Linked DNA regions of Homo sapiens: region 1 is linked to region 2. Evidence: read pairs that join two places in POLR2A ChIA-PET (ENCODE). Cell type or tissue: Panc1. All regions are shown on one strand. Links, peaks and the distances in the headings refer to the core of each region. The heading gives the core; the rest is flanking DNA. Region 1 overlaps SEMA3A (semaphorin 3A). Region 2 has its middle 29 kb from the start of SEMA3E.

Region 1 (16,269 bases), core at 2,878-10,877, 440 kb after region 2:
TTTATCTTAATTCCATTGCCCCCATAAAAGAAGGATCAGGCAACCAAATTTAAGCAGATTAATTGATATTTAAATTCAAATAATTGCTGTCTATTATCACTTATTTTTCTAGGATGAAACCTGATGATGACCCTAAAATACATTGCCCTAAAAATGAATGTGGCCTATTTAAAATAAAATGCGAAAGTTTCTAGTTATGACTCCTCTCTCATGCTTTCCTAACATATGCTGAGTACTTTGGGGGTAACTAAAATAAACATAATTTCTTCCACTGTTTTGCTACACAGATCCTAAGTCTTTCTTTTGTCTGGTAAGGCATTACAATGTATAAAATTACTCTCTGAAATAAATTGATCTTGCAAGTTGTTATGAGGAAAAATTTCCTAGCTTAAAAGGTATGTGGATCTCATCCATGTTTCACTTAAATAGGGTACCTCTTAGGGGTAAAACTATGAAACAGATATAACTTAACTTCCACTACTCTTAGCAACAAGCTCTCCATTCTGTAAGAGTCTCTCCTCCTTCCCCAAGAGAATAGGGCATGAAGGCTTGGGCAGAGGAAAGAGGTTGTAGAAAGGGAAACATCTGATAAACTCATTTACAAACCAGGCATTCATGGGCCTTTCCCAAAGGATTTATCTGTATTCTTAAAAAAAATTCAGTCATTTGCAAAGAAGCCATTTTCAGGAAAATGTTTACTTTGAAACACATAGGTGGCCACATACTCTGCTTTTATATAAAGATTATCATCTCTGATTGTGGGCTCAATATTATAGTATTCAAGATTAGAAATAACCAGTTCCAGCACCATATGCTGAAACCAAGAAATTGGCTGTGTACATATTGGTAAGCAAACAGATATTCTAATAAATAATAGTGGCAGACCCAGATGGATGTCTTTTTCATTCTAGAAAAGAACAAGATTTCAGTCTGCATGCCATGCCTTTAAAGATATGCATGCAATTTTTTCCACAAACCCCAATTTTTCAGTCCTGTCAGTATCACCTAAGTGCCTCCTTAGAAATATGACAGTGAACTTACTTCTCCCTAATAAAAAAGGAAAAACATATTTTACCAGTAAGAAGACTTGTGAACAAAACAAAGGTTCATGTCACCTCTGCAACTGTTATGAATCATAATGTCCCAGAATTTGTGGGCTCTTTATCTCTTATAGATTGAATAACTGACTAGCAATTTATAGTGACTACATCTGTCCTTCCAAGGAAACTAGCAGATTGTAATTAATGACTGAAAAACTCTCAAGGTTCTTGCTAACTATGAAATTGGGCTCCACTGAATATCATAATTTTAATTTGTTCTCTATTAACTACTAAAGAGGAACCACTATAATATGACAACAATTCCCCTACAGAGCTGTTGGAACAAAATCAATCACAGGACCAAAGCTGTGAAACCTGGCAAAGGGTTCTACCTAGAGTGCTGATAACGGGAATCTGTCTGTGTTACAAAGCAACTAGACTCACCCTATTGGCCTAAGGCCTGGAATGATTCCCTTCATTTCCCCACTGAACTCTCCCAGTTGGCAGCAGGTTGTACTGTTACCATGCCCTGGGGGCAAGCTCAATATTATTTTGGAAGTGAAGGTTGATGCAAATAGAAGGGAGAGAAATTTCTTGGGCTTAGAGGATATAAAGATGCTTGAAATGAAACAAAGGAATGGAAGGAAATACTTTCAAATTTGGTTAAAAATAGTTGAGAGGAGACTCATCGAAAACAATGGAGGAGGAAAGTGCATTAAAAGAACTGGACAGAGAAGAAGCAAAAATTTGACAGAGACATTGTTAGTAAGGATTTGTTCTTAACAGAAAACCTACATAAAAGAGTATCAATCCTGTCATTCATTTGCCTTCATTCTCTAGCTTGTTGCTGCCAAGGTTTTCGAGTGTTCCAAAACAGGATATTCATTTTATTTGGAAGCAGCTTGGACATTCCTCTAAAAAAGAAGGAAGTGTGGCAGAAAAAGGAAACACACTTCACACATTTCTGCTCTAGGGAGACAGAAGAAGAGTGTTTCTGACCTTTTCTTGAACCATGACGATTCTTAAAACTCAGAATGTAATGTACTTTTTGGCCTTAAACTACTGCACTGCTTTGCTCAGCACTGGAGGATTTACAATGTAATAAAGAGAGTGGAATCAGTTCAAAATGAATTCATTTTTCAAACCTTGATCCTTTTTGGAATTTAAGTTGATGAACACAGACAAGTTTAGCAACAAGTTGGCAGTTGGCTTCCCAAGAGTCAGGCAACCATATTGACCTCTTATTTTACTGAAATGTTCCCCAGAGCAACAGTGTTATAGATTGTTAGCTAGAAATAAAAGTAAGGGCAGTTATAAACCAGTAAAATCCAAGGCCACACCTGAGGAGTAATGATTCATCACCCTTAGTGACAAACCACTTACCCTTATTTTTTTAAGGGCCTCTTGTCTTTTCAGATCAAATGGATAGAGGAATTATGTATAAAGATATTACCTGGAGAAATAAATTTAGAAGAAAATGTCTACCCCTAGAAAAAGATACAGGAGCCAAAAGCACAGTGATTCAAAAACAAACATTGCAGATATGAAGCACTGATTAGACTGTGTTACGCAGACTTTTCCTGGACGGTTACAAAAATAAAGTCCATCCATCTGTCAAAACAACTGCTCCATGCATGAAAATTAAACAGAATTGAGGTGTTTTTAACTAACTTCCGATAATTATACTTTCTACAAAAGAATATGATTTACCTCCAATTCCAATTACCTCCTTGCATGTTCTTAAATTCTGGATGGAGCAGTTAAATTTTACTCTAAGTAAGCGAAGAGAAAAGAAGAGAAGACTTGTGAACGTGAACAATCTCTATTCAAATATATTCAGTTCATGATTAAATCAAACAACTTGTTCTGGCTCAACTATAAATCAGTCCAAAATGAATGGGTAGCATATAACATTGACTCAGGTCAGTGAGAATTCCTGTAAAAAGAAGAAAAAAAATGCTTCTATCCCATCGATAGTTTGTGTAGAAATATTTTGGTGCATAATCTAGCAGCTGGGAAAGCAAAGGAAACCTTTTCCTATCATGATGGGTGGATACATTTCTGCCTGAAAACCCATTAATAAGCTTAATTCCTGAAGTTAATCTGTTGACTTTCTTTTTCTCTGGTCAATTTATCTGGCAAGCTAGCTGAATACTGGAATCTTCGTGCCAAAGCAGTAATCCGTGAGATTGTTCCTGTCACTCACTTTATCCCTTCCTCTATTTAAGCTTTTCCACACTTATCTGGCAATAATGTTTAGTCTTTTTTTTTCTTTTAACATTGTGCTATTACAGCTGTAATCCGATCATCCATAATTGTGTTTAATACTTCACTATTCACTAAAGGAGGTTAGAAATCTCTTCTCCAAAGAGGCTTATCTAATAAAACTAAAATATAAACCATGTTATAATTATAATATTAGCCTTCTAATGTTGAATTTGTGACTTGGAATTTTTTAACACTCATCTTTTTAAGTGATGAATAGGCAGTTCTGTCCATTTTGGGAGGCATTTTTACCTTCAGTATTTAGAATATGCCATAATAAAATGAACTGAACTTTCCACATCAATGCTTTTATATTTTTTAGAGATTTGAAATAATACTGACTCAACTAACACAACAAAGTTACCATTATATATAGCCAGTTATTTTGGTATGTAGGCATATTCATAATAATTGAACTATATCACCATTAAACCTATGATAACTGAAAAACAACTTTTAAAGTGGCTTGAATTATATGATTAAACTAAATGAAGACTCTCTGTACAAGGCTCCCAAATTATTTTACTTAAATGCTCATTTCAGTTAAGTGCCCAATTTGACTGCTCTTTCCCCTCCAGATTGACTATTTGTTTTGAAGTCCTAGAAATATTGTTCAAGACTCTATAAACATTTTTCTTTCAAATTACTTGAAACCTTCAAACATGTTCAAAATGATTATACACTAGGCACTATAGACCATGCTATTAGCAAAAGCTGACTGCTGTGATTTTCTTTTATTTAAAGGAGTTCAAAAAATTCACTTTGAAATTCTGTGTGGACCATAGAAGCTTATGATATCTATTTTTAGGCTTATGTTTTCTTTTATATTATACTATCACTCTGATTCATCAGGATGTGTGCCATTCATTTGCATGATTTGATTGTGGTCCATTATATGTACCTAGCATAACCTTTCTTCACCTCATATTGCAATAAATGCAGACAATTAAAAATATTCTGGGAAATCTACATAAATATGTTTCCTACCGAACCAGGAAAATTATGAAGTACTCACAATCCTCACCCTGATTTCAAAAATGATATTCTGTGGTTTCCAATTTTATGCAAGGTGCTGAATATTTAGTGTTCATGCCTTAATGCAACCAAGTCATTGGTTTACATGAAGTAAGGAGAGTTACAATGTAAAGGAATTTATTGTGGACAAAATTATTTGGCATATTTAATTCTAACATACATGCCTTTACCATAACAGAAATCATTACACATAAAAGAGAGATGAACTGCATCTTTAATTGCATGTGAGATGTAGCCTTAGGGAAAGACAGAAAAACTGAGCCCATATTTTAGAGGAATGCTTGATTTCATTCACATCTACCTCCTTTCTACCCCATCTTGCCTAATATCAAAAATTAATTTTTGTTGGAGTCTTTAATGTCCAAAGTACTGAAGTCTGTTTTATAGTTATAATATAAAATATTATCTTAATACATCTTATAATAATTGAAGACCCTAATCAAGTTTAGTGTTTGTGACATAGACACTGATGTATCACTTATTCAAATGCAAGTGCCTGTGGCATATTTCACACGTATACTCTTTTCCTTTTCTTTCTTTTTTTCATGACCAAGTTTAGTTGCTTTAAAAGGAGATTAAAAAGTAGAACATTCGGAAAGAAAGAACTTTTACAATATAAAAAGGTTTGAAAAGAAGTCAAATGCCCATAGGGTAAATGAATTATCAAACCAGAGTTGTGAGACTCTGTTATAAGCTGAACTCCATTTTCTCAAAATTTATACCTTGAAGCTCTAATCTCTACCATCTGGGAATATGACTCTATTTGGGGATTAGGGTCTTTAAGAAGGTGACTAAGTTAAAATGAGGCCCTTAGTCTAGACCCTAATCCAAACTGGCTGGTGTCTCTATAAGAAGAAACTTGGATACATAAGGAGACATCGGGGCATGAGTGCACAGAGGAAGGACCATGTGAAGAGGCAGCAAGAGGACAGTCATCTGCAAGCCAAAGAGAGGAGGCTCAGAGGAACTCAACCCTGCTTACACCTTGAACTTGGACTTCTGGCCTCCAGAACTAGAACATAAATTTCTGCTGTTTTGGCCACCCAGTCTGTGCCACTTTATTATGGTAGCCCTAATGGAGTAATACAAACATTAAAAAGAAAGTGGGTAATTGGAGGCAACCTGATGCTTGGTTAAAAGATACTTAAATTTACCATTGCTTAAAATATTTTCACCATCAGAACATACATGGTAACAGAATTTTGTCACCTGTCAGCCAACTTTGGATCTTCTGCTTTGTACAGAATTAGATATTAAAAAGGAAATTTTACAAATTTCATTTTTTTCTGGCACAATTTTACTATTTCTTCAAATATCGTCCATATATCGTAATCTTCCCAAATATGCACATATATGTGGATATTTGTATGCAAACCATATGTATATATCAACTTGTAGAAATAATTTATGCACACATTTAAATTTCAGAAATTTGGAATTTTTAAATTTATTTATGTTTAGTGATATGTAGTAAAGATGTTACTTATTGAAGGATATTTGCATTTGAAAAGGCATTCTCAAAAACTTTAAGAAAAAACATGTAGGACAAAACGAACAATTTCATAATGGTAAAACAGAAATTGGGGTAGTTACTTGTATCTCAGTCTTACAATTTAGAGCAGGGGTCCCCAACCTCCAGGCAGACTGGTACCAGTCAGGGTCCTGTTAAGAACAGGCTGCACAGCAGGAGGTGAGCAGCAGGCCGGCCAGCACTACCGCCTGAGCTCCGCCTTCTGTCTGATCAGCTGCTGCATTAGATTCTCGTAGGAGCGTGAACACTTTTATGAACTGTGCATACAAGGGATCTAGGTTGAGGTCTCCTTGTGAGAATCTAATTAATATCTGATGATCTTTGGTGGAACAGTTTCACCCCAAAACCATCCCCTTTTTGGCCTGTGAAAAAATTGTCTTCCATGAAACCAGTCCCCGGTGCCAAAAAGATTGGGGAACCACTGCTTTAAAGTCAGTTAGACATGGGTTAAAATTATTCAGGCATTTTCCATTTGCTGTGTGACTATAAGAAAGTTACTTAGAATCTCTGAGCCTGAGTCTCCTCAACTAAAAATGAGATTAATGATATATTCATGTAAATTACTTAACATGATGACTAGCGCTTATTAATTGATAGGTAACTGGTTATCCAATTCTTAAAATAATTAAACTTCACTATTGTTTGGATATTTCTATGACTGCTTAACTCTCACACTCTTCTACATATTATGCCATTTCACCAATTACGACAAGAGCTCCATTATGAATAGTTCATTCTTTATAAGGATGTAGTTAATAGAGTTTAAGCCTATACTTGGTGCTAAACAGAGATAGATTTAACAAAATTGGTTTTGAGTATTACTCTGTGCCCATTTCTGCTACCAAGGGCAATTGCATTTTGTTTAATAGAATTTCTATGAAAGCCTAGTCCTCTGGCAGTGAAGACTTATAAATTATAATCACTCTTGTTATCAAAGCAGTAAAAATGCCAGGATTCATTTTCTCAACACAACAGCAAATACAGCGTGTGTTAGTCAATAGCTGTGGCAGAATTGTATTGTGCCAAATGAAATAAGCTGGAAAAATATTTCCTCAAATTCCCTTTTCTATAGGTTGGTTTAGGCTGGCTATCAACAAAATCTGCATGAGATTTGGGAGGTATAAATTAAGCTGCAACCATTACACTCCCCAGGTTGTTCTGATCTGCTGGCCACGTTGTTAGCGTGGGGCAGTACCTGGGCCTCCAGGTCCTCTGGCTTCCACCAAATCTCATTTGTTAGTTTCTACAAGACTGAGTCCTGATACTTGTATAGCTCCATGACAAAAGACATCAGTTTCTTCTTTAAGTCACCCAAATCGACCCAAAGAAAGTTAGAGGTAGTAAAAGACACTATGGTCTTAGTTTGTGATTGTGGGTCTCAGTTCTCCTTGCTCTTCCTACTTCATGTTCGGCTTTTCCTCTATAAACATAAACAACTGTAGTTACCTACAACAACTTCACGCCCACTACCTGTCTCAGGCAGTAGCCTTCCATAGAGTTCTTCACCAGCTCTCATGATTGTATAAGGTCTAATTCCCATAATAAAACTTTTTCCATATCAATCACACAGTTGGTCTCTGGTAAAACCATGATGAAAAGATATATCTTACAGCCATAGACTAGCTCATTGTGATATGTAATATAAAGGGAACATAAATTTGGCCTATTTAAAAATACACACATGCTTGTTGTAAGAACTAATGACTAAAGGTCATTAGTTAATAATTTTATTTACTTCTAAATATGAATGATTTCTGCTTTTTAAGTGCATATTAAATTCTATAATCAATAAGTTATATTAATTTTGGTATCATTTCAAGCACAATACTAAAAAAACTATCTTTTAGCATTGAATACATATGGAATAAACACATGCACACATGTATGCATACATAATAGTTACATTTAACACCATGTATAGCATGGATAGTACAGTATATTTTGCACCTAATTTGAATGGAATAGTGAGAAGCTTCAGGAATTTTCTGCTCTTAAAGCCAAAAGTCAAGATTCTGCATCTCTAGAAATAGTGTCAAGTTTTCAGAGCTACCATAATTTTGCAGTCTGTTTTCCATGCTACCAACTAAAAAGTCCAAAAGTAAGTAGACGTATATTAAAATTAAATGGCAGAATTTTGGGAAAGTTTCATGATGTCCTGTGGACATAAGAAGCTGATGATTTTTAGTGTTATTGCACAAATGATTTTTATGTTTCTAAGTCAAGTAAAAGGAAAATAGTCAAAAGTTGGTGATGGCATATTTGTCTTGAGACATAACACGTCTGAGTAAAATATTATCAGAGTCCATGTTAAATACAAAATATGATGGACAGTGTACTCTCAGAAATGAGTAGAAATCCACTTATGAAGATTATCAGACACATATAGAAGAATACTAAACACAAGTATTACAAACTACGTGTCAGTGGGACTTGGATCAACTTGCTAAATATGAGGTAAGAAGATATTGGCCAAAATCTTTTTTCCTGAAGGAACTGGTCAAATCATGATAATAAACCTTCCAGAGTATAAAATACTTACTGTACTCTAAAAGTATGTACACTGATGCATGGATGAATTATGGTGTCCAGTCAAATCTAAATAATAATTTGTTAACCAATGCCAAATATTTTATCTTCATTTCAGCCACTTAAGGATGCAATTGAAATTTTCAGTAAAAAAGGAACACAAATCAAAATCTCCAAATCTTCTGAAAGATGTTTATAAAATGTCTGTATTTCAAATGCTAGCCTTACTTTACCAAAAAAAAAAAAAATTAAAATGCATTTAAATTTTAATCCTGACCCTAAAAGATTTCCAAAAATGTAAGTTTATCTGTATGAGACTTGGTTCATGGCAATTCAAACATAATTAATACCAACCTATTTGGCTGTATTAGTAAAATGTATTAATTCAAAATATGAATACTACCTAATTTCTGAAATAAACTTAATGACAAAGTTTTATTTGCCATGTATCTTTTACCTTATATGCAAAATTTGCTTGTTTAATTACTTGAAAAGAAATATGGACTTGTAACCAAATATGAGTCACTTAAACGAGTTAACATACAAAATGCATTTAGATCAATACCAGGTATAAAGCAAGCTCTCCATAAGTGTTGGATATTATTACACTGCTTCTGAAGGCTACAGTTAAACTGTAATTATTCAGTTCAGTGTACCAGATATTTACCCACAAACAGATACAGACATACACAGGTACATACATATGAAAATCTATGCTCATAAGATAAGGCATTTACTGGCATTCATCAAAAATCAGTTATCTGTACAACTGAAGTGCCATCAAAATTCTTGATGAAAATCATATTTAAAATGGATAAACTGACCATATTCTTTCATTTGTAAGATTATGCAGAGTGTCCACATAAAATTGTAATCGATATTTTCAAAAATTATAAAGGGTCTGGGGTTTTACCCTATTTGTAAAGATAGCAAGTTAGCCTACCAGGCTTTCATGAATACTAACAAAAGATTGTGACTCAGGGTTCAGAGGTAAAGGACTTTATTACTCACAAAAATAGTGCTAGCTAGAGTATTAGAATTTCTTGTGCTATTTCCACTGGGCATTGGGAAGAGGGTCAGGTAATACCTATACATGTGGTTAGTTGCATTATAGGAGAGGAACTCTGGATGAAAAAACCTAAATATTTTATAATAGGTATAGCATGCTGACCTTTAGATATTGATGGAGATGTTATGTTTATTGCACCGGACAGTGCGCATATCTGCCCTTTGCTCCAGAGGGAGACACTCTGTTTCCCAAGACCATTTGCAAACCAGCCTTCTACTTCAGAGAAAAACACTATCGTAACTGTATAAACAGCTTTTTCTTACTTTAAACTTAATAAAACAATTTTTTATGATACTTTAAGTTCGAGGGTATATGTGCACAACGTGCAGGTTTGTTACATATGTATACATGTGCCATGTTGCTGTGCTGCACCATTAACTGGTCATTTACAATTAGGTATATCTCCTAATGTTATCCCTCCCCACTCCCCCCACCCCACGACAGGCCCCAGTGTGTGATGTTTCCCCACCCTGTGTCCAAGTGTTCTCATTGTTCAATTCCCACCTATGAGTGAGAACATGCAGTGTTTGGTTTTCTGTCCTTGCGATAGTTTGCTCAGAATGATGGTTTCCAGCTTCATCCATGTCCCTACAAAGGACATGAACTCATCCTTTTTTTGGCTGCATAGTATTCCACGGTGTATATGTGCCACATTTTCTTAATCCAGTCTATCATTGATGGATATTTGGGTTGGTTCCAAGTCTTTTTTTTTTTTTTTTTTGAGACGGAGTCTCGCTCTGTCGCCCAGGCTGGAGTGCAGTGGCGGGATCTCGGCTCACTGCAAGCTCCGCCTCCCGGGTTCACGCCATTCTCCTGCCTCAGCCTCCCAAGTAGCTGGGACTACAGGCGCCCGCCACTACGCCCGGCTAATTTTTTTGTATTTTTAGTAGAGACGGGGTTTCACCGTTTTAGCCGGGATGGTCTCGATCTCTTGACCTCGTGATCCGCCCGCCTCGGCCTCCCAAAGTGCTGGGATTACAGGCGTGAGCCACCGCGCCCGGCCGGTTCCAAGTCTTTGATATTGTGAATAGTGCCTCAATAAACATACATTTGCATGTGTCTTTATAGCAGCATGATTTATAATCCTTTGGGTATATACCCAGTAATGAGATGGCTGGGTCAAATGGTATTTCTAGTTCTAGATCCTTGAGGAATCGCCACACTGACTTCCACAATGGTTGAACTAGTTTACAGTCCCACCAACAGTGTAAAACTGTTCCTATTTCTCCACACCTACCCATCTGACAAAGGGCTAATATCCAGAATCTACAAAGAACTAAAACAAATTTACAAGAAAAAAGTCAAACAACCCCATCAAAAAGTGGGCGAAGGATATGAACAGACACTTCTCAAAAGAAGACGTTTATGTAGCCAACAGAAACATGAAAAAATGCTCATCATCACTGGCCATCAGAGAAATGCAAATCAAAACCACATGAGATACCATCTCACACCAGTTAGAATGGCAATCATTAAAAAGTCATAGAGATCTTTTTTTAAAAAAGCATGCAAAAAGCTAGTCAGGGCGTCTGCTCATAAGATGTGAGAAATGTGAAGACCCATGAAAAACTATATTCCAACAATTATACATGAGGATTTTGAAATGTAATGTAATTTTATTATTTGATAGGCTCCCAAATTAGAAGGTAATTCTAATTATCCACTTAATACAGTTTTATTATGTCTCAATATGTCTAAAATAAAATTTAAAAAATTGAAAGTTCATGTCAAATTTGACCTTTGAAAAAGTAATGAAATTTAAGGGTTGACATAGGCATTTTGGAATGCACTGTAACTTTAGATGCATGTGCAGCTTTAAATTCTCATTGCATTCACTTGGCAAAAATTAGTGCTATTGAGGTCCTGCAATTTGAGCCACAGTAAACATGATAGACATTATAATATATCATATCATTAAGAGGAGTAACAACTAAGGACAAATATATAAAAATAAATCCCTCAAGAATTTTAAAAAGTCTCAAAGTTCAGGTGCATGATACAACACTTTGAAATGTATCCAAGAATCAGAATGTTATGAGAGTCTGCTTTTTTGTTCCTCTCAGATGGTTGAAATTTTGATTTCCAATGATGTTCAAAATATTTCTAACAGTCATACGGTTGCCATTTGGTTTTACTGAAATTTAGTGCAAAGAGAGATGGTTTAGTAGGATAAACAAAGAAGATTCAGAGAGCTATTGATTCAAAACAGATTCTTTTACCAGCTTAGAATGTATTCAGCTTTCATTTGCAAAACAGGGTCAATGAAGTTAATCCATCAATAGAAATGTTACTGTGTATAACCAACTGAATTTTAAGCACTAGAAAAATACCGAAAATGGGAGTAACGGTGAATAACAGCAGCCAGAATACAGGTATCTCGACTGTATTTATTTCCCTATCCAGGGTCTCTGTCCAACAGTATTATATACTGCATTATATATATATTTTTCAAATAACAGCTCTCAAGTAACAGCAATGGAAAAATTCATAAGCATTTCACTACTCTAATGCTAAAAATGCCACAGCAATTTGAAGGTTTAGAATCTACAATACCAAAAAAGACATATTAATATGATGATTTGTTTTATATCCTGTACATTCAGTTCTACAAGAGAAAATTAAATGTAGATGAATATCAGAAATGTCATCACCAGCACATGCATGTACATGCATGCGCAGGCACACACACACACTCTATATAGAAAAAATATATAAATATATAGAAAAGCAATATTAAAAGAACAATAAGTGTTATCAGATAAACATATATTTTATATATATCAGATAAAATATATATATTTAAAATATACAATTTATTTCTTATTGTTTAATATATATTATCTGATAACCTTATATATATATATTTATCTGATAACCTGATATATATATATGAGAGAGAGAGAGAGCAAGAGAGTATAACTATGTGCCTGAGGCTACAGGTTTCCTCTTTAACAACAAAGTCCATTCTTTGTGGAATAGTTGCTTGAATTACAGCTGCTGATTTAATATATGTGTTTGGTGCAAAACTCGGCAGAGAGTAATGATGAGTTATATTATCCCAGCTGCATGAGAGAATGCGGAGACGTTTCACTTTTCTGTATGATACCATACTCAGTGACACAGAAACTATGTAGGTTCAATCCAGTGGCATGTCCTGGTTTCTGGTTTACTGTGTTGTCATAGCCATAGGAATGAGCTTTTCCTTAACTAGGCATAAGAATGGCCCACTCTAAAAGTGCATAAGATTAGCCAGTGTCTTGACCCCTCTTTTCCTATTGTAGCCTTCTATCTGAATCTGATGCTGCAGAGATAGCATTTTACCCAGTGTGACTTGTTTAAAGGCACTTCATTTCCAGTGGACTTTTCGAGGAAATCAGTAGGAAATGGTAAGTGCAGGCTCCGGAAATCAGGGATAACAAGTAAGGAGGTTGTTTGTTTACTTTACTATAAATGTTCAGGTCAGTTCCTATTTTGGTTACAATTCTGTCTTGGAGCCCTGATGGCTGCCACAGCCACTCACATCCATTCTTGTGGTTTTCAGTATTACCCGAGCCCTTTGAAAGGAATTATTGTCTGTAAGTCACAGCTGACTATTATTTACCCAAGATACAGTGCAGAATTTCCATCAAACTGTCCGTTGTGTCACTTTGCAAATCAGGTGTCAAATGAAAGAAAAAGCCTCTTTCTTCTTAATATTTATTTCTTATTGTTTATTTAAATCATTGTTAAAAATAATAATGCTATTTATTTTCTTATGTTTATTAAGGAAGGGATGTTACAAATCCCAGGGATCCATCCAATAGCTATTTCTAAAATCATATATTAAGAAAGAAATGCAAAAATTGCATCTGTAAATTAAAATCCAAAAATAACCAATGAATGCCATGAATCATCTTGAAGTGCACAAAATATGTAAACTGAGGCATTACTTAAATGAGGTTAACTGAAAATTAAAATAAATTTTAATAAAATTATAAATGAATAAAATATATCTTGCATAAAAAATGTATGAAAAGCAATATTAAAGGATCTATAAGGGTTATCAGCAAAATAGTATGAAATACATTTTAACATTGAGTAGAGCTGGAAGAAAAATATATTTTTCCTTGAAATAAAATATATAAAAACTTCTGTTTTCCTTTCACTATATAAATCATAATGGAGAAAATTCAAAATCTTGAATTGATTTAATGCAGAATATGAAGAAATACCAAAGCACAAATATTTTATAATGTTACAATTAATTAATTAACTGATTTTTGAAAACATTATTAAGGCAATGTTATCACACCATTGCACTTTTAAAAATGTGTGTCTCTCTATGCACTTCTATCATAATGATTTATATTTTTTCAGAATCTTTATTACAAGGTGCTGTGAAATGATCTGGTGTCACTCTATCAGATTCAGCAAACTCCATGTCTTAGATCCTTTTAATTAAGTTCCATAAAATTCATAAACATTTTTAGTAAGTGTGGAAAATGCAATGAAGTTGCCTTTCTTCTTTGAAAGTATTCTTGACCAGCCTGGCCAACATGGCAAAACCCTGTCTCTACTAAAAATACACAAATTAGCCGGATGTGATGGTGGACACCTGTAATCCCAGCTACTAAGGTGGCTGATGCAGGTGAATCTCTAAAGTCATGATTAAGTGATTAAATTATCCTCCACAGGGCCTTGTGGATCATTAGTTTATTGAGGCTGCTGAACTAACTACATCTGGGCTAACCGCAAGAATCCCTTAGTTTTTTGTATTAATAACAGGGAGAGAGAGGCAAAGATAGAGAGGGAGAGAGAGGAGAAAGTTCCCATAAAAGATGTGGGAAATGCCTTGAGGTGAATAATTTTAGAAATCACAAACACAAATTAAATCTGCTATCTCAGCCATTGAATGAGTTGATCCAATTATGAAATCAAATATGCTTGACTGGGTTGATTCAGTCGTGAAATCAAATAAAGCTTCAGTTTGTATTAGAATATGCAGATAATTTGTAAGATAACTAGATAAGCATGGTTATTACCTTAAATTTTCAGACCAAATCAAATTCAGAACAATGAAACACTGCAGTGGTCATAACCATTAAGGAGTGTTGAATTAATTTCATTAACAATGTTTTCACTTAGAAATTGTCCATACTACTCTATTACATATACTAATAATAGCAATAATGACTAACATTATATTTATATTGTTAGTTATTAATATCTCAGTTACGTAATATTTTGCATGGGTTCCTTTGAGCCTTACAGGAATTGTGTGAGTTATTTATTTTATTTTACTTTTTTTTGAAACAGAGTCTCACTCTGTCACCCAGGCTGGAGTTCAGTGGCATGATCATGGCTCACTGAAACCTGCACCTCCCGGGTTCAAGCGATTCTCCTGCTTCAACCTCCCCAGTAACTGAGACCACGGGCATGTGCCACCACGCCTGGCTAATTTTTGTATTTTTAGTAAAGATGGGGCTTCACCATGTTGGCCAGGCTGGCCTCGAACTTCTGACCTCAAGTGATCCATCCTCTCCAGCCTCCCAAAGTGTTGGGATTACAGGCATGGGCTACCGCGCCCGGATGAGTTGATTATCATCATACTTACACTGTTGATGAGCCAGAAAAGGTAATATATTTGTTCAAATCTATTACTTATCATCTGTGTGTTAAAAGCTATAAATAGGTAAATTAGCCATTTCTATTCATCCTCAGGTATTATCTCACTGAATATTTTAATGTAATTTGTTAATGGTAAAATGTAGCTTTTTGACGTTAATAGATTTTTGTTTGTTCAATTATACTTTTAGCCTTGTATTATTGAAGATTTTTCTACTTTTCAAATAATTTTCACAAAAACTATTAGAGTTGTTTCTCACAGTGATATATGTGTTGTCTCACTTAATAGATGAGAAGCTAAAGCCCAAAGAAAGTTAGCATACTTGCTCAGTACATTCATGAGTCAGTAGGGGTATCAGCACAAAATTCTCAACCTCTCTGGGTTCTTACTTCATTGTGCTTTCTATTTACTCCTTTCCAGAAGTTTCAAATTATGCATCATTTAGGGATAGTATAAAATTTGATAGAAGAACACACTTTTTTTTTTTTGATCCACTGTTACATAACCAGAAAAACATTTGCTCTACTATGAAGGTGTAAAGGGACTTTCAGTTGACAGATTCTCTCCTTACCTAACTCTAGTCAGACTCTCCTGAACTCTCTTCACAAGAAGGCCCTGACTTTCCGATTTCCATGTTCATCTCCGCTTGGTCCAGTTTTCACAAGAATCCTGTTGAGTCAGTTTACAGAAATTCTCCCACCATTGATATGTGTGATCAAATTCCTGCCCCACTGCCCTGCCTCACTGTCAATATCTTATCACCCTGGCTGCCTTCAGTAATAATCCTGCCTAATCAATTTATCCACAATTCCCATTACTCCGATGTTTCCTCTTGGCAATTTTCCACCCACTGACTCCCACTTTGCTTCTTAGCTATAAATTTCCACTTATCCTTGTATTCAGCATACCCTGTTATTAAGCTCAATCTCTTACCCCCATTACAAAACTTCATTGCAGCAGTACCCCTGAATAAAGTCTGCCTTACCATCTTTAATACGTGTCATGAATATTTTAACATAATAACTATATGTTTAATATATAATTTTCAAGGATGAATTTCCCATGTTTGCTAATGTACAGGTATTAAGGATGGGGGATACCTGTGCTTTGTGATCCTTTATCTAACTTCCTTCACCTATAGGCAACATTGCTGCTAGATTGAGTCAGTCTTTTCCCAGGAACTCAGATTCCAACTCTA
Region 2 (16,269 bases), core at 4,052-12,051:
TCTGCACAGTTCAAACTCGTGTTGCTCAAGGGTCAAATGTATTATCTTTGTCATCACACCTCTACAGAGATTTTTTAATATTTTCAAACAGGAGGGACCACACTGTTTTCACAATTTGTTTCTGTTTTTCTTCATGCAGGTAATATACAATGAACTTCCTAGTAGCTATTCTGTATGATCTCAATAACTTTTTATTGTCTTAAATTATTATGATTACACTAGGTTTGAAATCACTTTCCTTCTATTTTGCATTACAAGAACATACCAGAAGAATTAGGATTTTTCAAATACCTTGTACTTACTTTTAAAAAAAGCTTTTTAAAATATGCATTAACTTTACAATGAAAAACGTACCTAGTTATCTCTCCTTTGTGTATATAAGTATCCACCCTTCCTGGAGGTGATTCTTCAATTAATGCTCTTCAATTGAGTAGCATCAAATGAGGTCCTTCTGTACTCTATAATTGGGCATGTCTGCAACCACTCCTTTTTTAAGGTTTAGTTTGTTATACTGAGTAATCATTATACATTCTCCTAACTTTCAGTCATCTTCACTGTGTTTTCTACAGGTCTTTTAAAATACCAAAGCCTAAGGAATTGCAACAGATCCTTATATTAGAATATTAGGCTGTCCTTTAAAATTATGTATTTTGGAAGCCCATTTATAGATATATAAAAAGTTTATGAAAAAGAATTACCTGGGAAAATTAGAATATAAAATTATATATACAGTAATGGTTGTGTATACTTACAAAAATATAGGAAATAGACTGAGAGTTTAACAGTGTGTCTCAGGAGGAAATAATTTACATAGCTTAAATATTTTCATTTTTTAATATATTCTATAATAAGCACATATTACATACATATATTTATATATATAAATATATACATATATATTTTATATACATACCCACATATATTACATATATATGTTACATATGCATAGATAATAATGAGAATTTATTTTCTTTTCATGATTGTCTTATTTTGTTGTCATTTTGTCTTTAACATGGTTTCCAGGAGTTTGAAACTAGATTCCTTTTATTTGAAATTCTACTTTTGGCTTCTCAGATATTTTATTAACTCTGCATAGAATATCACCTTATGGAAGGTTAAACTGCTTTGGATCAGAGGCCATTAAACTGCAGCAAACAAGCTAAATCTGGTAGCCCACAGTGACCTAGGAGAATTCTTACATTTTAAGTAATGAAAAAGTATTCAAGGAAAAATAGTTTGAATACTTTTTGGTGACATGTGAAAATAAAATTTCAGTGTTCATAAGTAAAGTATTATTGAAACACAACCATAGAGTTGTTTTCATATTATCTCCAACTGCTTTTGCACTACCCCTTCAGGGTTAAGTAGTTAATGGCTTATAAAGTGAATGGCTTATAAAGCTTAATATATTTACTATTGGGTCGTTTTCAGAAAGTTTGCTGACCCTTTTCATGATCGTTGTTCCTTAAACTGTGTACGTATACAAATCATAAGAGGAAATTCATAAAAATGCAGATACTGATTCTGCGGCCTGTAACTCTGCATTTCAAACAAGCTCCAGGTGATGTCAATTATTGCTCTTCCACGAACCACACTCCAGGTAGTAAAGCTCTGGATAGCCATTTTGATGTAATATGCAAAATGTAAGAGTTATTTGAAACCATCATTCCCAGGATGTTTTCTAGTGCGTGTGTGTATGTGTGTGTGTGCACGTGTGTGTGTGCACATGTATGTGTGACTTCACATCCCTCTTTTACTGAAAATCAGTAATAATGGATCTGGGTAAGTGGTTTAAGTAAAGATAGGAAAAATATATGGTAAAAGAAATGGTTACAGAGCATTGATCTCCAGTAAATGTCTACTGGAAAATTTATAAATGTCATAGAATATATAAAATATTCAATATAATGACATATGCCAGGATACTGAGACTGAATTTTTTTTTCTTTTTTCTTTTCTTTTTTTCTAGAGGCAGGGTTTCACTCTGTCACCAGGCTGGAGTGTAAGTTCTCCTTTTTTATGTAATAATAATAATAAAAAGTTATGTGCCTACAAAGATATTTAAATGTTCATTCCTTACATACTAATAATAAATGTGCATATAAAATCTATAAAAATTATTAGGTTATAATTATTTAGTTCTTTTCCTTTTTTGACAAAATTATCTCAAACTAGTCTACAAAAACAAACCAACTACCACCCGAAAATGAGTAGCTCTGGTAATTTATTATAAGTGTTGGCTATACGCTGTAGCAATAGCTCTAGGCCACTCTTTCTCACCATTAACAGAGGGACAAAGTAGGCTATTGTGTTAGAAGAGTTTTTCCAGGGAGGAACTCTGTTTGGATTCTTCTCCCTTTCTAAATTGCTTCCTTTTTCCTAAGGCTGGTAAGGTAAAAATGAGTTTGTGATTACTTCTCCATGGGAGGTCCCTTTGTCCCTGTAAGATTCAGGGAAACCAGGGAAAGGAGATCTGTAGTGGTTAGCTGACAGTAGCTCTTCTCTAGGCCTTAGGAGAACTATTATTTTACTTGGGTCAGGATTCTTTGTCTCTAGTCACAGAAGGTTGCACCAAGGAACAAGATTAGGAAAAAGACCAGTAAGCTAATTTCAGTTTAGACCTTAAGCTAGAGAGCCAGTAGAATTCCTATAGTATTTGGAGATCATAAAAACAAATCAACATAAATAAATGTACATTTACGTTTACATTAGAGCGCATTCCTGAAAAATCTGGCAAATTTGAAAAACATACAAAAGTAATTTTTGGTTTATATGTAAAATAGAATGAAATTCTAGGTTCAAATAATCATGAGTGGTTTTTTTGTTTTTGTTTGTTTGTTTTTCTGAGACAGAGTCTTGCTCTGTCACCCAGGCTGGAGTGCAGTGGTGCGATCTCGGCTCACTGCAAGCTCCGCCTCCCGGGTTCACGCCATTCTCCTGCCTCAGCCTCCTGAGTAGCTGGGACTACAGGCGACCGCCACCGCACCCGGCTAATTTTTTGTATTTTTAGTAGAGGCGGGGTTTCACCGTGTTAGCCAGGATGGTCTTGATATCCTGACCTGGTGATCCGTCTGCCTCAGCCTCCCAAAGTGCTGGGATTACAGGCATCAGCCACCGCACCCTGCAATCATTTTAACTATATGAATGTCAAGCTGTTAAGGGGTGTCCTAGTGAGAGGTGACAGCGTGCTGGCAGTCCTCACAGCCCTCGCTCGCTCTCGGCGCCTCCTCTGCGTGGGCTCCCACTTTGGCGGCACTTCAGGAGCCCTTCAGCCCACCGCTGCACTGTGGGAGCCCCTTTCTGGGCTGGCCAAGGCCGGAGCCCACTCCCTCAGCTTGCAGGGAGGTGTGGAGGGAGAGGCGCGAGCGGGAACAAGGGCTGTGTGTGGGGCTTGCGGGCCAGCTGGAGTTCCAGGTGGGCGTGGGCTTGGCGGGCCCCGCACTCGGAGCGGCCGGCTGGCCCTGCCGGCCCCGGGCAATGAGGGACTTAGCACCCGGGCCAGCGGCTGCGGACGGTGTACTGGGTGCCCCAGCAGTACCAGCCCACCGGCGCTGTGCTAGATTTCTCGCCGGGCCTTAGCTGCCTTCCCTCGGGGCAGGCCTGGGGACTGCAGCCCGCCATGCCTGAGCCTTCCCCCACCTCCGTGGGTTCCTGTGCAGCCTCCCCGAGGAGCGCCGCCCCCTGCTCCACGGCGCCCAGTCCCATTGACCACCCAAGGGCTGAGGAGTGCGAGCGCATGGCGTGGGACTGGCAGGCAGCTCCACCTGCAGCCCCAGTGCGGGATCCACTGGGTGAAGCCAGCTGGGCTCCTGAGTCTGGTGTGGACTTGGAGAATCTTTATGTCTAGCTCAGGGATTGTAAATACACCAATCGGCATTCTGTATCTAGCTCAAGTTTTGTAAACACACCAGTCAGCACCCTGTGTCTGGCTCAGGGTTTGTGAGTGCACCAATCCACACTGTATCTAGCTGGTCTGGTGGGGCCTGGGAGAACCTTTATGTCTAGCTCAGGGATTGTAAATACACCAATCCGCACTCTGTATCTAGGTCAAGGTTTGTAAACACACCAATCAAGTTTTGTAAAAACACCAACCCTGTGTTTAGCTCAAAGTTTATGAGTGTACCAATCCATACTCTTTATCTAGCTGCTCTGGTGGGGCCTTGGAGAACCTTTGTGTCTATACTCTATATCTAACTAATCTGATGGGGACGTGGAGAACCTTTGTGTCTAGTTCAGGGATTGTAAACGCACCAATCAGCGCCCTGTCAAAACAGACCACTTGGCTCTACCAATCAGCAGGACGTGGGTGGGGCCAGATAAGAGGATAAAAGCAGGCTGTCTGAGCCAGCAGTGGCAAGCCGCTGGGGTCCCCTTCCATACTGTGAAAGGTAGCTTTGTTCTTTTTCTCTTTGCAATAAATCTTGCTGCTGCTCACTCTTTGGGTCCACACTGCTTTTATGAGCTGTAACACTCACCGCCAAAGTCTGCAGTTTCACTCCTGAAGCCAGCGAGACCACGAGCCCACCAGGAGGAACGAACAACTCCAGACGTGCCGCCTTAAGAGCTGTTAACACTCACCCTGAAGGTCTGCAGCTTCACTCCTGAGCCAGCGAGACCACGAACCCACCAGAAGGAAGAAACTCCAAACACATCCAAACATCAGAAGGAACAAACTCCAGACGTGCCACCTTAAGAGCTGTAACACTCACCGCGAGGGTCCGCGGCTTCATTCTTAAAGTCAGTGAGACTAAGAACCCACCACTTCCGGACACACTAGCTCCCAGAGCTTCCAAGATGGCAGAGGGCCCCTTGCAAGATGGTGGCAACCCTTGTGTGGGGTTCTTGGCCTCACGGATTCCAAGGAATGGTATCTTGGGCCATGCGGTGAGTGTTATAGCTCTATTAGAAGCCGTGGGTCACGGAAGAGAACCTGCAACCCAGTGACTAGTGTTCACCTTGATTAGGATGAACCCGGGCACTTAGCCCTGCAGGAACAATGGCAAGCCTTTAGCCCAATCTGGAGCAGCAATGGGTGCCTTGCTGGATCAGGAGCACAGCAGACACCCTGCCGGATCCGGAGGTATGGAAGTCAGCGGGGGATCTGCGACAGCCGCAAACAGCAGTGGTGGACAGTGAGCGAAAGCTCAGCTCTAGCCGTAACAAACATGGACCAGAAGAGAGTGCAGTTGCAAGATTTAATAGAGTGAAAACAGAACTCCCATACAAAGGGAGGGGAGCCAAAGAGGGTAGCCGTTGCCAGCTCAAATGCCTGGGTTTATATCCTGATCATTGTCCCTCCTGCTGTACTCTCAGGCAATAGAAGATTGACTATTTCTTTACCTCCTGTTTTTGCCTAATTAGCATTTTAGTGACCTCTCTTTACTACCTGATTGGTCGGGTGAGAGCTAAGTTGCGAGCCCGGGGCTTAAAGGTGGATGCAGTCACCTTCCTAGCTAGGCTACGAAATCCAGCTAGCCCTGCCTCTCAATGCGAAATATTTCAAAACTGTGTAAGAAAGTCTTCCTGGGCTGGGCACAGTGGCTCATGCCTGTAATCCCAGCACTTTGGGAGGCCCAGGCGGGCGGATCACGAGGTCAGGAGATCGAGACCATCCTGGCTAATATGGTGAAACCCCGTCTCTGCTACAAATACAAAAAATTAGCCAGGTGCAGTGGCAGGCGCTGTGGTCCCAGCTACTCAGGAGGCTGAGGCAGGAGAATGGCGTGAACCCAGGAGGCAGAGCTTGCAGTGAGCCAGAGCTTGCAGTGAGCCGAGATCGCGCCACTGCTCCAGCCTGGGCGACAGAGTGAGACTCTGTCTCAAAAAAAAAAAAAAAAAAAAAAAAAGGTTTCCTTATGCCTTATGCTTTCCTTAAGGCTTAATTGATTTGAATTGCAGGACAGCTAGCACCCCTGGCTATCAACCATAACCATTGACAGTGTCCCCAGTCATTGTGAAACCAAAAATGCCTTACAAACAGCAAGAGCTGGTGATACAAAACCTATTAAGAATCTATGCTATAAAGCAAAATATCAGAATTAGTAATAATCATAATAATGCTTACGTTTTCATGATCTGTTACCTGAACCTTTCTGGCAACAATTTATGTCTGTGACTTAAAAATTATGTATCTTTGAAAAATAACTTCAAAAGCACAAGAAAAAAAAATCACTGTAAGTTCAAGTTGAATATTTGAATATTAATATGGGCCAACCTACCTATTCATTAATTTCAGGCATTTTTGTTAGCTTCTCTTTGCCCACTTAATTCTGAGCTTGGTTTACAGCTAAATTTTCTTCTACTTACTGGTTCATCATCTACAGAGGACATCTCTGTACCTAACACAGTGTTAGCATTTCTTATTCTGCTTTAGCCTTTCAATTGCAACAGGATTATTTGGTTATATTCCATATGGAAGTAAAATTGGGCTTTTTGTTTTTTTTTTACTTAATGAACATATTCTAACTCTATGTCTATCAACATTCCTTTCTATTTATTTTTACTAATTCTATAAAATTATAAATTTTATGCATTCAAAATTTTTATACACAAGAACACCATTTAGCTTCTGTTGGTATCTGGTCTTATTCTTTTACATGTTAAGTCGATTTCTCTTTGAAGATCTGTTTTAAATTTCCGGTAAACGTGAGACACCTGAATGGGTAGCATAAGAAACTGATTATACTGCTTTTCTTTATACAATATTATATTTCCTGGGAAATGAGCCAGAGTCTGATCTAACTCATCTCTAGTACTTTGAATATTCTACCACATATTGCCTTGCAAAATCTTCCACAAACAGTAATAAAATATATTCTTCCTAAATAATTTGATTTCTATTCAAATATATTTGCAGATCCTAACAATCCTATAGAACTCTAAGTTAGAGTGAGAAGAGTTTTAATTTCTTTTTTTTTCAACTCCTAAATTGTGACCAAAGGCTTTTTTTTTTTTTTTTGCAAAGTTACTATTCTTAATGAGTTTAATTTTTTTTTTCCTCTTCTTTTTCTTCCACGTTAGAATGTGCTGTTAAATCAAGTGTCCAGGTGCAAAGGTGGTTTCTAAATGAAGAGTTAGGGTAAGTTTTTTCCACTTTTTGTAATTTAGGATTGGGCTCCCAGGTTGATTCATACCTCTAAAAACAGCAGAATTTATTTTTTGCTTTTCTAAGGCAGAAGTCACTTCGACAATTTTTAAAGTGCTTTAAGTGACTACTTTAAACAACCTGCAGACTAAGGAAGTTCTCGTAGCTCTGGAAATGGAAACAGCTGGACTAGTTCAGTGGGGATGATTCAGCCTGAGTCACAGGCCCACACCCAAATGGAAAGTGTAAACCCTGAAGGCCTTAGGGGATCCCTAGAGCCAGGAATCCCCTCTGGGACCTACCACAGTCTCTGGACTGGCTCAGGTTTCAGTGATTATTTTTAGCTCCTCTTTATTTATCCTATGGTTCTCCATCCTTTTCATCATAATTTATAGTATCCTTTATTTACATTTCCAATAAGTACTGGTGAGTATGAGTAATTGCAGAATAAATTAAGATATGTCCAGTGGACACTTGACATGACACAACCCTAAAGAAAACATCAACCTACCCCGTATCTTCACTTAGTCTAAAAGTCTGGAGGAGTCCGGATATTCTTGGAGTCCCCAGAGGCAACAGCACTTCATGTTTAACTTATAGGCAAGCAGACTTAATGAGATACAGCATACAGGATACACAGCACATTTCCCCGCCCACTCAAAAATACTTTCATAAAAACAGTGACCAGTGTTTACTCTGGCCAGGAACTCCAAAACATACCCTTTGGGCTTGTTCTTCATTAATATATCACAACTGCTCTGTGAGATGGACATGGTTATTATCTCCATGCTCACACAGCTCATAATTGGTGGAGCCAAAAAATGAACACAAGATCTTTGACTCCAAAGCCCAAGTTCTTACCATTTATGATGACTAAAAACCAGTTGTATGTTTTTTCCTGAATATATTCAACAAACTTGTGTTGAGCAAAAACTGTGTTCAAGCACTGTGCTAGTTACAGAGAATTCAACAATAAATAAAACTGACAAATGACATAATGGACTTACATCTCATGAGGAAAGTAAATAATACAAATGAGTAGAATAAATTGTATTGTGTAAATGTGATAAAGAAAAAACTCAAGAAAAGCAAGTGGGGTCATTGAGATGATAACATTTAAATCCTATGATTAGTAATGATCTTTGCGAGAAGGTGATAATTAAACCAAGAACTGTAGGAGGTGAAGAAACAAGCCCTTCTCCATCCTCAACCAACCTAGCCTCCAGGGAAAATAGCATTCCAGGCCAAAGGGACAAGTTTAAAGGCTGTGAAGCACCTGGGAGCATTGCTAGAATGACCCAAGAAGAGCAAGAAGACAGATGGGTTGTAGTGAATTGACAAGTAGGAGAGGCTAGGAAAAGATGAGACCTGAGAGAGAATAAGGCAAAGAAGTGGAGGCTTCTTGTCAGACGAGAATAAAAGCAATTGTCTTTCAAATAGAGTTGAGACATAATCTGATTTATGTTTTTAAAGGGATACTCTGGCTTTTGTATTGAAAACAGACTGGGAACATAAGGAGAGAAGAACGATCAATCTGGTATACCTGTTAGGAAACTGTTACAATTCAGAAAAAAAATAATGTTTGCTTGGACCAAAGAGAGTATTGAAACTGATGGAAAATGATTGATGTACGTATTTTATAGGTGGAACTGATAGAATTTGCTAATCAATTGTATGTAAAGTAAATAGCTGGGTCAGGCCTGAACATTTGGAAGAATGGAGATTTATTAGCTGAGATGCAGAAAGCAGTAGGTGTAGTAGGTTTAGGTATTTTGCTAAGCATATATAGTGAAGAAAGAGAGACAAGAGAGTAGAGAGAGTATCCAGAAAAATGATCATAAAGATTGACCATAGACTGTCACTGGGCTGCAGAAGAATGATCAAGGTGGACTGGGAGGGGAGTGTAGAGGTGGTAGGATCAAGGGCTGTAGGTCTGTGTGAGGCTGCAGGGTTGCTGGAGTCAGTACTGGAGGGGTGAGGAATTTAATCAACACCAACTCTAGATTCCTGAAGTCAAAAAACTTATTAGAACATGTCCTAGCAGAGCTCTTAAGAGAGGCTAGCTTCTGGGACTCTCCTATAGTCTATTTCAATATTAGCTTTAGATAACTTTTTTAAAAAAATTATTAATTTAAGGGCTGAATGATTTTCTAATTATCTAAAAATTAAAGTCTTCACCACTTAATATTTGAATACTTTATAAGATAGGATTTGCCTATTTGGGATATATTTGAGAATTCCCAGAATAAAATAGATTGTCCCATGTTAGCAGTCAAAGCACATCTTTGGGCCATGAGTTACCGTATTATAAAAAGATTTCAAAATGAAATAAAATGTATTAATATAGAGATTAAAGGTTAATTATTAATTTGTGTTATTTTCAAAAATAGAACACACATTCAGAATTTAAAATTTTCATATTAATCTAATGATTGGCAATCTTTTATGAAATCATTTTACCAACATCACTTAATTCTTACAAAGTAGATTATGATAAAATTATATTTTCCTAAAGTATATTTTTAAAATAAACAAATGTGAATAGTTCATATTCAGACCATACAAATACTTTATATGTATAATTCAGACCATACAAATACTGTATATATATAACCAATCTCATAGGAAGGGGGTTGGATTCTTATCTCCGTATGTTTAATTTGAGATACCAGATAGCTCACCTTTCCAAAATATGACCTCCCCGAGCACTGAAATATAAACGACTAAATCCATTTCTGTTGTGTGTCCAAAGATCCCTAGTTCAAAACCTACACATTACTTTTGAGGTTTAAGATACCCCCAATTTATTTTCTATTGTCATTATCTATTAATAAAGCAGAAAAGTCATGGAGAAATTAAGCATTGATCAAGTAAGCTTTGTTGGAGCATATGGGAAGAAAAAGATCTCAAGAAAAAGAAATGGGCTGGGTGCAGTGGCTCATGTTTGTAATCCTAGCACTTTGGGAGGCCGAGGCAGGTGGATTGCTGGATTGCTTGAGCCCAAGAGTTGAAGACCAGCCTAGGCAATGGGGCAAAACCCCATCTCTATAAAAAACACAAAAATGAGCCAGGTGTAGTGGTGCACACCTGTAGTCTCAGCTATTTGGGAGGCTGAGGTGTGACGATGACTTGAGCTTGAGAGGCAGAGGTTACAGTGAGCCAAGCCTGTGCCGTTGCACTCCAGCCTGGGACCCTGTCTCAAAAAAAAAAAAAAAAAAAAAAAGGAATGACCTAAGGGAGGCAGTTCCCAAGTGAGATAATACAAGGACAATGTGGTGTCAATGAGTTGAGATACTCATTTGGAAGAAGAAAAGAAAGACAACATTTCTACCTTTTTTTTTTTTCCTTTTTGAGACAAGGATCTCACTCTGTTGCACAGGCTGGAAGGCTGGAGTGTGGTGGCATGATTATAGCTCAACCTCCCGGGCTCAAGCAATCCTCCCACCTCAGCCTCTTGAGTAGCTGGGACTACAGACACATGCCACCTTGCTTGGCTGTTTCCCTTTTTGTGGAGACAGAGGTCTCACTATATTGCCCAAGCTGCTCTTGAACACCTGGGCTCAAGCAATCCTCCTGCCTCACCATCTTAAAGTGCTGGGATTACAGGCATGAGCCACGGAGCCCGTCATTGTTTCTACTTTAACAGTTAACCTCATCAACATTAGTAGCAATTCTTTTGATTAAAATACAGCAGATATATTTTTTATTAAATGATTATGATCTTGGTTTAAAAAAATTTTTTTAGAAAAGCAAACAAATTACATAATACCTTTAATGATAAAGGTATAAAGAGACTTTCAGCCATATGTATTTCTGTAACAATGTAAGTGATTATTTTTGTAATGGAAAGAATATATTTTTGGAGGGGAAAGGAACATACATGTTTAATTTTATGAATAATGAAGGTGGAGTAAAGGCCAAGAAAACTTATTATTATGTATAAAAATGTTATTTCAACATTATTATTATCTACAAAACCAAAATGGATTTAATTAAGGTGGGCAAGGAAGGACATATTTTAAATGAAAGAATTTTCTTATGCCTAAATTGGATACTAAAAACATTCAATACTGTTTATCTGTATTATTTTATTAACTTTGAAAATTATTATTATATTGTCATTCATTTACATCCTGATTTAAAGAAAAGTTTTATAACTATTTTTGGAAAAGACCTATTAGATCCCTGCTAAGGTCAGTTCTTCAGGATAAGACTTATTTTATTCCTTTTGAATAATCTTGTATACTTATGAGGTCGAATGGGTAGTCAAGGAAATAACCATGTTCTCAAGATGTGGCCACTGTGGTGACCATACAGTAGGCTCCAGCGTTTGCACTGTAGTCCAGCTCATTCAAGCAAAGCTAACTCCAGTAGGGAATTTCCCCTGTAGAGAGCATGTGCATTTTGATTTTACCTGTCCTCTGACTGAACTATGCTCATTATAACAGTAAAAAACACACCCTGGATGGAGATTTAAAGTGCTAATGAGACATGTGATGTATGAATAAGCATGTACAGCAACTGCACATGTGGACTACCCAGACCATGCTTACTAGTAACACTTCTTTCTACCTCCTTATGAATAATTACGTAAAACTCACATAAAGGGAGTCTCCCTCGTGCCAGTCTCTCCTGTCTCATCCTTATGAGCAGCCTACCCTGAATACTCTCTCTCAGTGTGTACTGTATATTCTGCACCTAACTTTCAAAATATTATTTTCCTTTGCAATAAATTGCTGTATGCTGCATCTTCTTTGCTATGTCTCTTGTTTAAATTATTTTAAACTAAGAAGACCAACAACCAAGGTTTCATAATAGCCATCAACATTTCTACACTCATATCTACTACTTGTATCAACTCTTAATAATAATAATTATGATGGGGCAAGAACTGCTCTAAACAGTTTCTATGTATTAACACATTATACAAATTTTATGTAGATTATATTCTTAACCCATTTTATAGATAAGGAATCCAAGACAGATATGTCAAATAACTCGCTGAAGATTGTATAATGAACCAAAGGCTAAGCTGGTGTTTACATGTGATACAAGTATGCTGTGAAGAAGCCAATATGGTCAAATGACTCAGATTGTCTATCTGTAAAAAGACTAAAGACTGTTCTGTTTCTACTAACTTCAATGGAGTGGGATAGTGAGTATCAGGTTTTAGTGGGTTAAGACATGAATTCAAAGTCAAAGTGAAGACATTAAATTTATATAAAATGACAGGTAGTATTAGATTTTATTAATTGTCAAGGTTATCAGTTCCTGCTGGGAAACGAAGTGTATGTATGTTGGGGTTTGTAGGTGGGAAGTGGGTCAGAAAAGGCTTACAAGAAGAAATAAGAGCTGTATCAAACATGAAAGACAAATAGAAAATTTCCAAAAGATGAAAGGCTGGAGGAAAGGGCAAAGGATCCGGACTGAGAGAATGGGATGAGGAAGGAAGGCAGGGAGGAGTTTAGAGTGGAAGAGGAAGAGAGCAAAGATGAAGCTAGAGATCTAGGAAAGGGTAAGATTACGGAGGCCTTGGATGATCTGCCAAAAGCATTAACTTTATCCCTTATGTAATGAGACATCTTTTGATGATTTGAAGCACAGACTTCAAATGTTTGAGCTTATGTTTAACATAAATCACTTTGGCAGCTTTGAGGAGGCTATGTTTGAAAAGAGAAAATTTGGTAATAGGAGGTTGCTGCAGAGATCCAAGAAAAAGAATTCATGATTTTAGGAGGAGTGGCTACAGTGTCTGGGAGAGGAGAACATATGTATAAACATGCAAGAGGTAAAATCAGCAAGTGTTAGTCTATTTAGTGGTAAGTAGTGAGCAAAAAGGAGGCCTCATCTCCTGGTCTGCTTGGATGGCAGAGTTCTTGTTGTTATCAAAATTAAGAGAAAACACAACTGCAAGTGCAGGATGATGCACTAAATTCTAAACAAGGCTCCAGGAAGACACATAGTGGAGACGTAAGGTAAAAAATAGAATGTATAATACTTTAGGAAGATACAGACTGAAAGGTGTTTATGGGCAGTAACCAGCTCCAACATGTTCTCAGGAGAACAGTAACATTTAAGTTTCAGACAGAAGAGCCCAGGAGAAATAAACTATTAACCAATGATAGGGCATAAAAGATCCAAGGGAGTAGAGAGAGAATCTCAAAAAGGAAATAGAAACTAACTTTAAATATAAACTCTAATAACACAAGAACCTTTGGATATGGCAGTGGGGGTTGGGAGTTGTTGGTTTGCTTAATGATGCAGTCACTCTCAGTAGACATAGAAGCCAGATTATAGTTGCTTGAAGAGGGAGTAAAAGGCTTAGGATTTCATGAATTCCTTATTTTTCCAAATGACCGTCGCCTTGAACGTGTTCTGTAGGTGGCTGTCTTTGATCTCTGTGTTGGGAGGGAGGTTCATAATTTCTATCACCATTCTCAGCAGTTTTACAACCAAAGCTTTAAAATTTAAGAGGCAAAATAATTTTATGTTGTAAATCTATGTGACAAATTTTTATCAGTTGGTACTAACCTATGATATTCTCAGAAATAATTTCCATTTGAAATTATATGGAGAAACATGATCTGTAATTCGCATCACCAGGAGAGAAGAATGTTGGCATATATATATATATATATATATATATATATATATATATATATACACACACACACACACACACACACATTAGCTAACAATCCAATGATTATATATATATATATGATTGTTAGCTAATGTACAACATATAAAGATATTTCAGAATTATTTCTACTATTTATTTTTATTTGTACATCTTGGGTTTTTTTCTCCTTATAATTATTTAAAGGTAGTGATTGTGGTAGGTTCTATAATTTTTATTGTCTTAGAAATAGCCAAATCTGTGCAATTATCACTATGTCACTCAATAATTTAAAATTTTATTTTATAATCTGAGGATGTGATTATTTGCACACACTAACAAGCATTATGAACACCTAAACCTAGAAATCAAAAATTTTCAAAGCTTATTTGTTTTTATGGCCCCCATGGGGACAACTTGAGGCTCAAAATTCAGCTTTCTGGTATCCTTAAACTGGCAGTGGAGACTGAGAGAGATCCAGAAGATATTTAAGCATTTAGACTTGTTACTTAGCAAGAACTCTACATTAAATGACATTAATTCCCTCTTTAAAAAATGGCCCTCAAGTACATGCAGCTCCTCTTCATCATTTTCATTAACTAACAAACACTATGCAAACATATACACTTTTAAAGAAAAAGAAGAAACATATAAAACAAGGCGGTTGGCCTGATTTTCTGATTTTTTTTTTTTTTTTTTTTTGATATTTGGTGAAAATGTCTGGAGATTTAAAGACTAGATAATTATCTCACTGCTTTATGCTTTTACAAACACTTTGGGGTCATCATTGAGGACGGTTAGTTATCTACTATCACCACACATATTTATGTAACCAAACCCTATTCTGTTCATATAAATTGTTTAATACTGCAATAATATGAGTCATTGAACTTAAGAATCATATTTTGTCAAAAAGTTTTATATTTTTGTCATAGCCATTAGAAAGTTATAATGTGCTCATCTGTGAATTTTAAATAAATTTGGTGGAAATAATTACCTGATTGTATGTTTTCTTAAGAAACAAATTGATATTAGCTGCCAAGTTATTTAAAATTCTCTCTGGTTGCCACCATTGTGTAAGTTAGTGGTTATCTTTATAAAATCCCAAGGACTTCTTGAAGAGTTACAGGAAATCATACTTTTTGCTATGATTCTAATTCCATGGCTATTTCCTCAATTTCAAATTTCTGAACTTTTGACACAACTGAAATAATAAGAAATGGGGTGGGGCAAACTTGTCAGTGTAGGCAACTGTGAGAAATCTAACAAAGTGCCCTGGGCTTCCGTCTGTTTCCCAGAAGATGAAGGGAGCAGGTGCCTGAGGTGTGCTCCTGTGGAGGAACCCTCGGGCAGAGCTTCAGAACTCATAAAGGTCTAAGGCTGTGGGAATCTAATGTCTAGGGCTGTGGGAATCACCTTGGTGGTTTCAGCAGCTGTGATCTGTACTGAATGCCTGATGAACTCCCTTCCTCCCAGGGAGGAATGGATGGAATGTGGATTCTCCACTTTACCTAGGGCTTTGAAACAGCAGGGAGCTCTTTACCATCTCTAAGGCCTTAGCAAGCTGAAGGTATTTAAGACTCATAGGTAGAGGGCCCAGGGTTTCCCCATAAGTCAAAGTGAGGGACGCTGCACAATTAGAACTTACCACAATTATCTTGGTTTTATTTCAACAGATATTTAAAAATTAAAACCAAACAACAAATTGAAGAATAACAGTGGAGGTAAACAAGTACATTATCTTAAAAGTCTATTTATAGATTCAGCATGGGCCAGATCTTGTACTCAGAAAATGGTGTTGCACAAAATTGTAGTGTAATCTTTATGGCTATAAATAACGTAATCATGTGTAACGTCTACCTAATTATGTGGATTGAAGAAAGCTGACTTCAAGCATTTTAGAATAAGAAGGTTGGTATGTATTGGATACATAATAATAATGAGTTGCATAACCTCAGGAGATAATTTTACCTCTCTGGGCTCTCTGAAAAATAAAGAAGTTGGACTACGTGTTCAAAATCCTATTATCTCAAGTCCTGAAGTTTTAAATTATAACTATTGGTCTATTTTAAAGTTATAAGCAGTATATGATTCACTAATTGTTTTTGTATTATTTTAGTTTTTTATTTTTCTAAGTATAAAATCATTCACGCTTGGTACAAAAAAGAATCAGAGATTTTTTTAAAAAAATTAAGAAAACCTATAAACCCAATATCCTAACAAATCTAAAGTGAACATTTTTGTGTCTGTAAGTATAAACTTCTTGTAATACATACACATTTTATTAAATTGGGATTATACTATTCGTGCTATTTCATTATTCACTTTTTGTCTTAAAATGTATTGGCAGGGCGTGGTGGCTCATGCCTGTAACCCCAGCACTTTGGGAGGCCAAGGTGGGCGGATCATGAGGTCAGGAGTCTGAGACCAGCCTGGCCAATATGGTGAAACCCCGTCTCTACTACACACACACACACACACACACACACACACACACAAAATTAGCTGGGCATGGTGGTGGGCGCCTGTAATCCCAGCTACTCGGGAGGCTGGGGCAGGAGAATCA

What was found. Peaks named below come from ENCODE experiments on the same cell type or tissue, not always from the same donor. Only the 100,000 strongest peaks of a DNase experiment are listed, where the experiment ranks them.
Region 1: POLR2A ChIA-PET joins it to region 2 with 15 read pairs; 1 of 35 experiments calls an interaction of 5 or more read pairs at or near these places.

What each region holds. Positions count from the first base shown.
Region 1 is chr7:84,111,470-84,127,738 of GRCh38, forward strand. The region is part of intron 3 of SEMA3A (semaphorin 3A); the gene reads right to left. Among named protein-coding and RNA genes, the nearest start is that of SEMA3A, 75 kb to the right of the region's middle. In Panc1, for the core only: no CTCF peak of the experiment used is centred there; no DNase peak of the experiment used is centred there; H3K27ac peaks cover 2,091 bases.
Region 2 is chr7:83,669,966-83,686,234 of GRCh38, forward strand. No RefSeq gene overlaps it. Among named protein-coding and RNA genes, the nearest start is that of SEMA3E, 29 kb to the left of the region's middle. RefSeq lists enhancers at 15,006-15,505, 16,189-16,269. In Panc1, for the core only: no CTCF peak of the experiment used is centred there; a DNase peak (open chromatin) is centred at 7,386.